Regions from separate parts of the Homo sapiens genome. Here regions 2 and 3 are each linked to region 1. A link is a contact called in ENCODE Hi-C or POLR2A ChIA-PET data. All regions are on one chromosome and are shown on one strand. Each heading gives the region's core, a stretch centred on a gene start or an enhancer-like site at or near the end of the contact. The rest is flanking DNA. Distances are from core to core; before and after follow the strand shown.

Evidence for each region. Hi-C counts contacts between places; a loop is a spot of excess contacts on that map. ChIA-PET counts read pairs that join two places held with the same protein, here RNA polymerase II (POLR2A). Pooled maps may share reads with other maps.
Region 2: a pooled map shows a loop between it and region 1 (5-fold over the local background). The contact joins the promoter of NEK7 here to the enhancer-like site in region 1. A Hi-C loop is called at or near these places in 1 of 168 maps with a recorded cell type or tissue (B cell), 1 of 37 single-sample maps with no recorded cell type and 6 of 50 pooled maps.
Region 3: a map with no recorded cell type shows a loop between it and region 1 (5-fold over the local background). The contact joins two enhancer-like sites. A Hi-C loop is called at or near these places in 1 of 37 single-sample maps with no recorded cell type and 2 of 50 pooled maps. POLR2A ChIA-PET finds 5 or more read pairs at or near these places in 1 of 52 experiments (B cell).

What each region holds. Positions count from the first base shown.
Region 1 is chr1:200,152,917-200,155,997 of GRCh38, reverse strand. The region is part of intron 7 of NR5A2 (nuclear receptor subfamily 5 group A member 2); the gene reads right to left. Among named protein-coding and RNA genes, the nearest start is that of NR5A2, 130 kb to the right of the region's middle. RefSeq lists an enhancer at 2,323-2,392. Within about 2 kb of position 1,682, at least 5 of the 41 ENCODE cell types and tissues checked have a DNase peak (open chromatin) inside an H3K27ac peak, as active enhancers do; they include B cell, where a contact is called at or near this core.
Region 2 is chr1:198,155,537-198,158,617 of GRCh38, reverse strand. NEK7 (NIMA related kinase 7) reads right to left here and starts at 1,620. Exons shown (of 10, transcript NM_133494.3): 1 at 1,342-1,620. RefSeq lists enhancers at 895-944, 2,375-2,434 and a silencer at 1,185-1,784.
Region 3 is chr1:198,658,876-198,661,956 of GRCh38, reverse strand. The region is part of intron 2 of PTPRC (protein tyrosine phosphatase receptor type C); the gene reads right to left. PTPRC-AS1 (PTPRC antisense RNA 1) reads left to right here. Exons shown (of 3, transcript NR_199042.1): 2 at 1,251-1,334. Among named protein-coding and RNA genes, the nearest start is that of PTPRC-AS1, 6.7 kb to the left of the region's middle. Within about 2 kb of position 1,409, at least 4 of the 41 ENCODE cell types and tissues checked have a DNase peak (open chromatin) inside an H3K27ac peak, as active enhancers do; they include B cell, where a contact is called at or near this core.

The DNA.
Region 1 (3,081 bases), core at 433-2,932:
GTAACTGTTGAAAATTTGATTTTTGGGCCAGGCGCGGTGGCTCACCTCTGTAATCCCAGCACTTGGGGAGACTAAGCGGGTGGATCACTTGAGGTCAGGAGTTCGAGACCAGCCTGGCCAACATGGCGGAACCCCGTCTCTACTAAAAATACAAAAATTAGCTGGGCATGGTGGCTGGCACCTGCAATCCCAGCTACTTGGGAGGCTGAGGCAGGAGAATCGCTTGAACCCAAAAGGTGGAGGTTGCAGTGAGCCAAGATCGCACCATTGCACTCCAGCCTGGGTGACAGAGTGAGACTGTCCAAAAAAAAAAAAAATTTTTTTATTATTATCTGTGGATTCAGCATTGTCATTAATCCTCCATTAACAGAAGGAAATCAGGAATAGCTTTGTAAGTTCCAAAATAGTGAAATACATCACAAATAGCAAACTGGTAGTCGACCTGGCAGTGGCCAAAGCCAATGATGACTTTACAACATCTCACTTCTACATGAGGCTTTTTCAAGATTTTAAAGCAAACACTTCTTTAAGGCATTAGACACATCTCTAAAAACCAATTCTTGAAAGGCCTGTCTTTCTCCAAGTCTACTGTATAATTATTACAGTAAGATTTATAATTTATATAATTATAGAGTTGCTTCATTTTATCTCTATCTTTTGTGCTTCATTTTAAACTTAATGAATGTGCCATTTGGATGCAGAAAGGTTTTTTAAAGAAAAAATGCATAAATGTTAGATTGTGTGCACAGAACAACTGTTTATCTGATGTGATTATTATGGATTGCATGCCTGTATCAAAACATTTAATGCTATCTCAGGATTATCAATCTTAATCCCACTTCTGCATTGGTTGGTGGTGGAAGTGGGATAAGAGCCTAGTACTTACTCTCACTGTTCAGATGACCTTAAGAAGTCCACTGGATTCTAAAGTTTTGCCCTCACAAGCTGCACTTCCACCCTCCTGAAGCTTTATTGAATCTTAGTCCCGGAGTTGTAAACATAGATATTCCTAAATCTCAGTTCACAAAGGGGAACCACCCCTCCTTGGAGGCTGGAATGCGTAGAAACCTTGTTGGGTAGGTAAAATAAAAGCATCTTTTTAAGCTTCTGAGAGAGCTTCCAGCCACTAAGGCAGGTGCCAGAAGAGAAGACGTGGGTAGATAGCAGTCAACATGAACTGGACATTAGTGTGTGAACAAGCAGCTTACTGACTTGTCCATCATTATCTCTAGAAGACCCTTCCTAAATGTTCTGCTGAAACTCTCATAATGCCTTTCTTTTTAAAAATTTACTTATTTCTTTATTTTTAAAGATAGGGGTCTCACTATGTTGCCCAGGTCAGATTCAAACTCTTGGCCTTGTGTGTTCCTCCTGCCTCAGCCTCTGCAGTAGCTGGGGCTACAGGCATGTGCCACTGCATCTGGCTCTCCACAGCTCCTTTAATGACCAGTTTATCTACTTGCAAGTGGTGGACAGTGGTGGGGCCACCAGAGACCACCACCATCTCTCTGGTACTTGAGTATCACCCCATTGCTCTCTGGTGACTCATCAGGGCTGGTGATTATTGTTATCAACTGAACCCAATGCACAGCCACAGGTTCCCTCCCACACTGCAAGACTTTGCATGTTTTGGTCTAGAGGCAGTTAAGAGAGGATGTCAAGTGTGAGCCCAGCTATCAGTAAGTAGGAAGTCTAACACAGGAAATAACACCATCTGTGAGGCTGGCAATAGCACACTCCCACAAAAGTACTCTTAATCATGCTTACACACACACACAACTTCAGGACTGCTGAAACAACCCTGAAAGGTACATATATTGAGGAGCTGGAGGAAGCAAGAGCAGACAGGGAACCCCTGTGGAAGGAAAGATACTTCTGGAAATAATGTGGTGAAAGTGAAAAATATATTTGTAAAACAAAAATATCCAAAATTATTTTTCTTACCATAATTTGCATAAATAACACACCAATTTAAGAATGCAACTGAATCACAGAATAACATTTATGTCAGTGCAATTTTAGAATCCTCTTTTTGACATATGAACTAATTTTGTTCTTTTTTCTTAATTAGAAAATTCAAATCTTACATGATTAGGGAATGAAATAATTATAATCATAATTGTCTTTGCTTTCATCTGTGTTTGATTTTCTATCTACTTCTCTTTCCTTTTCTTTTCCCTCCATCCCTCTATCTCCCCCTCCATACCTTTCCTCCTTCCTTTTATTTTTTCTTACCTAAAGTAAGAAACAAAGTAAGTACTTGCTCATACATTATTGTCTCATTCTTAGTACATTTTCAATTCCTGCTTAAAATGCATTCTTTCACTATACCTGTTTTAAAAAATGTATTAAACAGCTACTAGATGTATAGATGTCTAACCAGCAACCTCTCTGGCAGGGAGCCGTAAGGTTGATGGCATAATTACTGTCATTCTGGATTTCCCCATCATTTTGACCCTATAGGGCTTGGAACAGCTGGGTTGGAAAGCCCCTACTGTGCATAATATCCTGTTCTGGGTTTTCTGCCAGAGCTCGTACCCTCTGTTGACTGCACATCACAGCAGTGCAGGGATGCTGCGACATTCTCAGAGCCAACATTCTCCTATGTGGCTCAGGGGAAGCACCAGCTTATTTGGTATTAGGGTTCAGTATGTCATGGAAGGATTTCTTTTTAACTATGTGAAAAAAGCATGTGGAAAGAATGTACTTTTAACAGGAGCATGAGTGCTACCTTGAGGAAAGTGTTAGCTGAATTCACAGAGAATCTGTAATCATCCAAATGCTATTCCACTCTACTTAGACTTCCATTTCTTGTAAGGACAACTACTCTAAAGTAGGCTTTAGATAAGTACTACTGCATATAAGTAACATGCAAAACACCAGCCAGGAAAGTAGCAAAAGGAATAAACGAAAGCAAGAGTGTAATTAAGATTGGCAATGCATGAATTATTTTCACTGTTTTAATTGTCAGGGACACTGGCAAATAGAAAGGCTAACCTTGCAGATGTCATTGCTACCTGGTTTGCTGGGGAAAAGAGGATCTTCCTCTTGGGCTGTGGTGCAGGAGAGAGCCTGTTGCCA
Region 2 (3,081 bases), core at 371-2,870, 2.0 Mb after region 1:
AGGGTTTGACCGGTTGTCCCAAACATACTGTAGCTTTTGAGTGCAAGGACTATGCCATTCTTCGACCACACCACCAGCAGCTCAAGGTCCTGAACAGAACATATTTATAATACACATACTCTGTACTTTAATTCTCTAATGCAACCTGACAAGACATACTGCTGTCGCCTGGAGGGAGTGTGCATAGCCTTGAAACTGTAAATTCCTTGGAGGAGGAACTAGAAACAGTGGTTCCCATTATGATGGGTACATTAGGCTCTACAAACTATGGAAATGTGGTGTTTTCAATTGCATCCTTGAGCTCAGTAACCTCAAAGGAGAATAATCATTTTATTTCTGTGTATTTCTGATTTTCAGTTCAGTCACCAGAATTGCGCAAGGACAGTAACATGTATCTTACTGTAAACTAAGTATATTTTTTAGCATTTCTCCCCAGTGAGGACTACAGCAAGGTGAGAACACGATACATCATCTCTCCGCGACCCCAGTACGCTCCCAGTGCAAGACTAAATAGAGGATGCTGCGGTTTTAGGAGTGAAGGCCTACAGTGTAACAGAGGCAACAGAAGTTCTTTAGCTCTCAAGGCAGCATCCTCTAGGTTGTGCTCGCTTCCTTACACTGTTCTGCGGTCATACGGTCTTGTCACTTTTCTCTGTTTTCCTTTGGCTACCCTTCTCTGACTTTGGCCTCAGTTTTCAATTTCTTTTCCATTGCCACCATCACCAGCAATGTTCGCTATTGCCTCGCAATCCCTCTCTCCGACATTTTGTAATCCCGAGTCTCTCCCAAGTTCATTCTCCGACAGACCTCTCACGCTCCCTGTACTTCTGAAGCCACTTCGGATTCTCCCCTATCTGCCGGCTCCCACCACCCACTCTCTCCCAGCGCACTTCACTTTCCTAAGTCGGGCTGCTGCCGAATCCTGACAGACGGACTTCACCAATCCGCGAGAGATAAATAACCGACGTCGCCAATGAGCATCCGCCGGAAGGCGGGACTTCGCTTAAGTTCCTCGGGTCCCGAAACCAAAGACCTGTTGCCGCCGCCGCCGTGGCCACGGAGTTTCTTAGTTACCGCGGCGCCCTTGGCGGCCTCGGGCCTCTAGAGCCGGGGCCAGGTATGAAGTTTCCTGCCGCCCCCTCCCACCGCTGCCAACGAACAAGACCGAAACCCCCATCCGCCTCGAGCGCAGCGCGCCCCGCCCCACCTACCCCGAGCGAGGGTATCCCGGAGGCCGCCCCGCGCGGTCCCGACCTCCCTCTCCCGGCCCGACTCCCGCAGGCGGCCCCTCCCGGCAGGAGCTGCCCGGTCCGGGCGCCTGAACCCTGGGCAGCGACTCACCAGGAAGTTGGGAGTTTTCCGTTCTCCCGCCCGCGAGAGACCTTGGGCGGGCGGGTGGCTCGGCGCGGCGCCGCCGTCGGAAAGCGCGCTGGGCCGGGGGCTGAGGCTGCGAGGCCCGGAGCCTGTCGGCCACCTCCCGCCGCGCCGCCCCGGCGGACGCTGCAGGCGCGGGGCACCCACCCTGCGCACTGCGAGGCGCGTCCGGAGTGCGAGCCTAGCGGCGGCCCATCCTCCCGCGACTCCCGATCCTCCTCCTGCTGCCGCCGCTGTCAGGAGTGTAAACATCCCGGCATCCCCGAGGAGAGGGGCGGGGCGGGCGCCGGCCCCACCCCGCGTCGTGAGTCCAGGCCGGCTGCCCGATGGAGGCTTCCCGCCTGCGTCCCCGGCGCTCCCTGGAGCTGGGGGAGCCTCGGCGGTTTCCCTACTGGAGCCGAAGTCGCTCTGGAGGAGCCCCTCCTGGCCCCTCTCTTCCGGTTGTCAGGCCTAGCGTGGTGCGGGGCACCGCGTCCGGTCCCCTGAGCCCTCTTCCCCGGCTGCTTTTTAAGAACCCAGGGTCGGCTGCTTTTTAAGAACTTGTTTTTTCTTCATTTATATGTAAGTGCCCCCACTTGCAAGCGGTGAACCGACTTACTGATGTTCCCTTCTGGACCACAGCGTTTGTGATCCCATCTTCTTTTACCAGGTGATTTAAACTACCTCTGTGTTTAATGTGGAGTGCAGGGAAATGAGAAAAAAAAAAAAAGGCGTTTTCCTGAGTCTGGCTAAGCAAACGTTGCATGAAAGTGTCCCAGCATAGAGGACAGGGGCTTCAACAACATTCCAGAAGGTAAACTCCCTGGTGTGGTACGGAGGATCTTTGAAATAAATATGTGCAAAATCACCCAGAACCCTAGTACACGAAACTGCAAAAGGAATGCTTTGACACCAGCAGCTTCACGACTTAAGTTAACAGGGCATGAACTACTCGAGGAGACGGCTAGGAGGCAGTATGGAGTCGGCCATACCTTAATTGTCGTCTCAACTCAGTGATTAATTTTGTGACCTGGCTGCAAGTTATTTAACCTCTCCAAGTCTCAGTAACTCTCTGTAAAAGGAGATTAGTTGTAATACCAACCTCTAGGACCATAGTTAGAATTAAGTGAGATAAAGCAAAGTGCTTAACCACAAAGCTTGGCATATAAGACGTGCTCATTAAATTGTTGCTGTTGTTCATAGGTCTCTCACTAGTTTAACTTCCCTGACAAAAAGATTAGAGCCAAGAATGAGTAGATTATACCTCAAACATTTAAAATGTTAAAGCCATGAAATTAAGATCTGGAAAGTTTATTTTTAAAAAGAAAAATGGCCGGGCGCAGTGGCTCATGGCTGTAAGCCTAGCATTTTGGGAGGCCAAGTGGGGGGGGGGGTGATCACCTGAGGTCAGGAGTTCGAGACCAGCCTGGCCAACATGGCGAAACCCTGTCTCTACTAAAAATACAAAAACTAGCCGAGCGTGGTGGCAGGAGTCTATAATCCCAGCTACTGGGGAGGCTGAGGCAAAAGAATCGCTTGAACCCGAGGCGGGGAGGAGGTTGCAGTGAGCAGAGATCGCGTTACTTCACTCCAGCGTGGGTGAAAGAGCGAAAATCCGTCTCAAAAAAATAAATAAATAAATGAAAACGTTCACGATCTCAAAAGGAGGCCTTGATTCATGTGGCTCAACAAATATTCATAAATGGGCTAGGCAATGTTCTAAGGAAT
Region 3 (3,081 bases), core at 160-2,659, 1.5 Mb after region 1:
CACATTATAAATGAAATTGAAATCCAAGAGTATTCAGAGGAGGCTAACCGGAGGTAGGTAGTGGGGAAGGGAGCAAGATAATGTGTCAAATACGGAAAACTTAAAGAAGTCTATTTTGTCCTAAAAAATAATAGTATAGATGAAAATACAATAAATACATTCAAATACTTGAAGTATTATTATAAGGAAGAAAGTATGGTCCTATTCCATGCTGCGGTAAGGATAAGAATTTTATCTTGTTGGCGTATCAGTGGTTCTCAGTGTTTTCTGGAGACTCAAGATAGTCCCCAAGAACCTTTTAAAGATTCTTCAAGGTCAAAATAATATTAATTAAGTGTTATGAGTATTATTATTTACCTAACAGTACTAAGAAGTTATTTTTCTTCTTCTCTCTCATTCTCTCATTAGTAGAAAATTAATGTTTCCAGAAACTATATGGTATATAATATTACAACAGATAGAGAATATTAAAGCATATATGAGAATCCAGCTATCTATTATTCAGACAGACATTTAAAAGATTTGTAAAAATGCAAAAAAGTGACACTATTCCTATTAAATCTTTGTTTTATAATATCTGGTTGTTTTTCATACAATATGTGCTATTTATATTAATATATTGATTTATTATTATTTAATAAATAATTAAATATTTTAAAATTCTATCTAGTTTATTTTACAATAAATATATATAACCCACATAGACAAAACCTCTTTATATTCCACAATTATGCTAAAAATTAGGTTTATGTTTAAGAATGTTTAAAAAGGAGTCCAGAGACTAAAAGGCATGAGAAACATTGGTTTCAATTAACAGTGTTAAGATTTTGAAACCACAAATTTCAAAATATTTCAGCAGTTCAGCACTAAATTAGGCTTTTCTTTTTTTCTTAATGTAGTTTTTAGAAAATATTCAGTGAGTGTGTGTGGTAAGAGGGATATATATACATTGATCCTAGTCACCTCTAAGGCTTCTTTCAACTCAAAGATTCTGCAGCTCCATTGTGAAAGGAATTGAAAAGAGAGCTTACTGAAAATACTGTTCTCATAAGCCTGGTGTGAAAGTTAGCAGCTAAGCATGTGGTTAGGAGCGGCAGTTTTGGGGTGAAGCAAAAAGTGAAGAACTCCAGTGCAAGAATATAATGCATTTTTGGATCATTGTGTTGGTGGTAGATTATCTAATGAAAATGATAAGACTGAAGGGTTTGCTGTCAAAGTTACTTAGATTTCATAATGGAATGTCTTCTCAGGAGGATGGAAACTAGAGTCCATGTTGGCCTTACAAGTCTTCTCTGAATATTCCAGAAACTAATAGTTAAGATTCTTTCAAAAAGGTAAGTTGATAGATGCCCACACAGTTTCTCCTCTAGACTGTGTCACAGATGACAACCTCATAACCTCTACCTGTTGTCCTGGTTCTACCATTTATTTCAACACAGAATACACACACACACCACACACACACACACACACACACATATATTTGGGTGTGTTTATGTAAATTACATATTTCCTCTTTCATATAACTTTATATTCAAAATTTAAACACAGCTGCACAAAAGATAAATGTGCAAATCATAGGAACACAATTCACAAAGGAAATGTAAATAATAAGCATATGATAAAACCCTGAACACAGTAAAAATTAAATTAATCACAAAATGGTAAATTGAAGAAATACCAGTTTTTATAAAAGTAACACTTTTGAAAATGATAAAATTAAACTCTGACAAAAGTATGTGAAAGGAAACTCATACAATGTTAGGAAGAGAATAGAGGAAACAACTTTTCTGAAAGCCATTTGTCAATATATATGAAGAGACTGAAAATGTTTTCATTTTTTAACACAGGAATTCCAGGTCTAGGACACTATATCAAAAAAAAGATCATATATATATATATATATATATATATATATATATATATGGACATATATATGGACAAATATATCTATATATTTATATAGATATAATCTATTTATATAGATATATATGTCCATATACGTGGACAATGATTTCTGTATGATGATATGCATTTTAAAGAAAAACTACCAAAATATCTTTCTTTGAAAACTAAAACAACTAGTTTTACAGAAAAATTAAGAAAAATATTCTTGGTCAGGCACAGTGGCTCACGCCTGTAATCCCAATACTTTGGGAGGCCAAGGCGGGCAGATCACCTGAGGTCCTGAGGTTGGGAGCTCGAGACCAGCCTGAACAACATAGAAAATCCCTGTCTCTACTAAAAATACAAAATTAGCAAGGCATGGTGGTGCATGCCTGTAATCCCAGCTACTCAGAAGTCCGAGGCAGGAGAATTCTTTGAACCTGGGAAGCGTAGGTTGCAGTGAGCTGAGATCATGCCATTGAACTCCAGCCTGGGCAATGAAAAAAAAAAAGCAAAAAAAAAAATATATATGTATTCTTCAAAGCCATGTTGGTTTGGTCATTAAACACACACTGTCGATTTCCTCAGACAGTCCGAACTATCGTGTCCTCAAAATGAGCACTGGCCCCCTCTGTCCCTCCACTGCATGGGGCCTACACAAGAAATCCCACCTGGGGAGGGGCCACATGTATCTTTTCCACAAATTTGTCTTCTGTTCCTTGGCATAGAGCAATACTAACATTTGTGAAATATTTGTAGAAAACACAGCTGCCTTTTCTACAAAATATGCAAGTAATTACTATAAAATAGTATGTGTCTAGTGGTGACAGACAAGAGAACAAGGCAGAAATCAAAACATGAAGAAGCTGGTGTCTCCTTCTTAGAGACCAGGTGTCTCCACTAGCCCATTAATTGTCATAATGGCCTCTGAGTTCTAACCTTAAAAAAAGTATATTCTCTTATCTCTCAAAATTTTAATTTTACTTGAAATAAGTTGGTTCTCAACTTCAAATTCATCATTAAGATATTTTTAAAATATGATTTTGAAAAATCTTGTCTGGAAAGAAAATTCTTTTCCTTAGCAGAACGCCACAGAAATGCAGATACTTCCTGCGCATGTCTGTAGGGTAGTACCGTATCAGTTATTCAACTTAACGTTCTCAAATGATTTGATGAAAGCACTCTTTCTTCTAA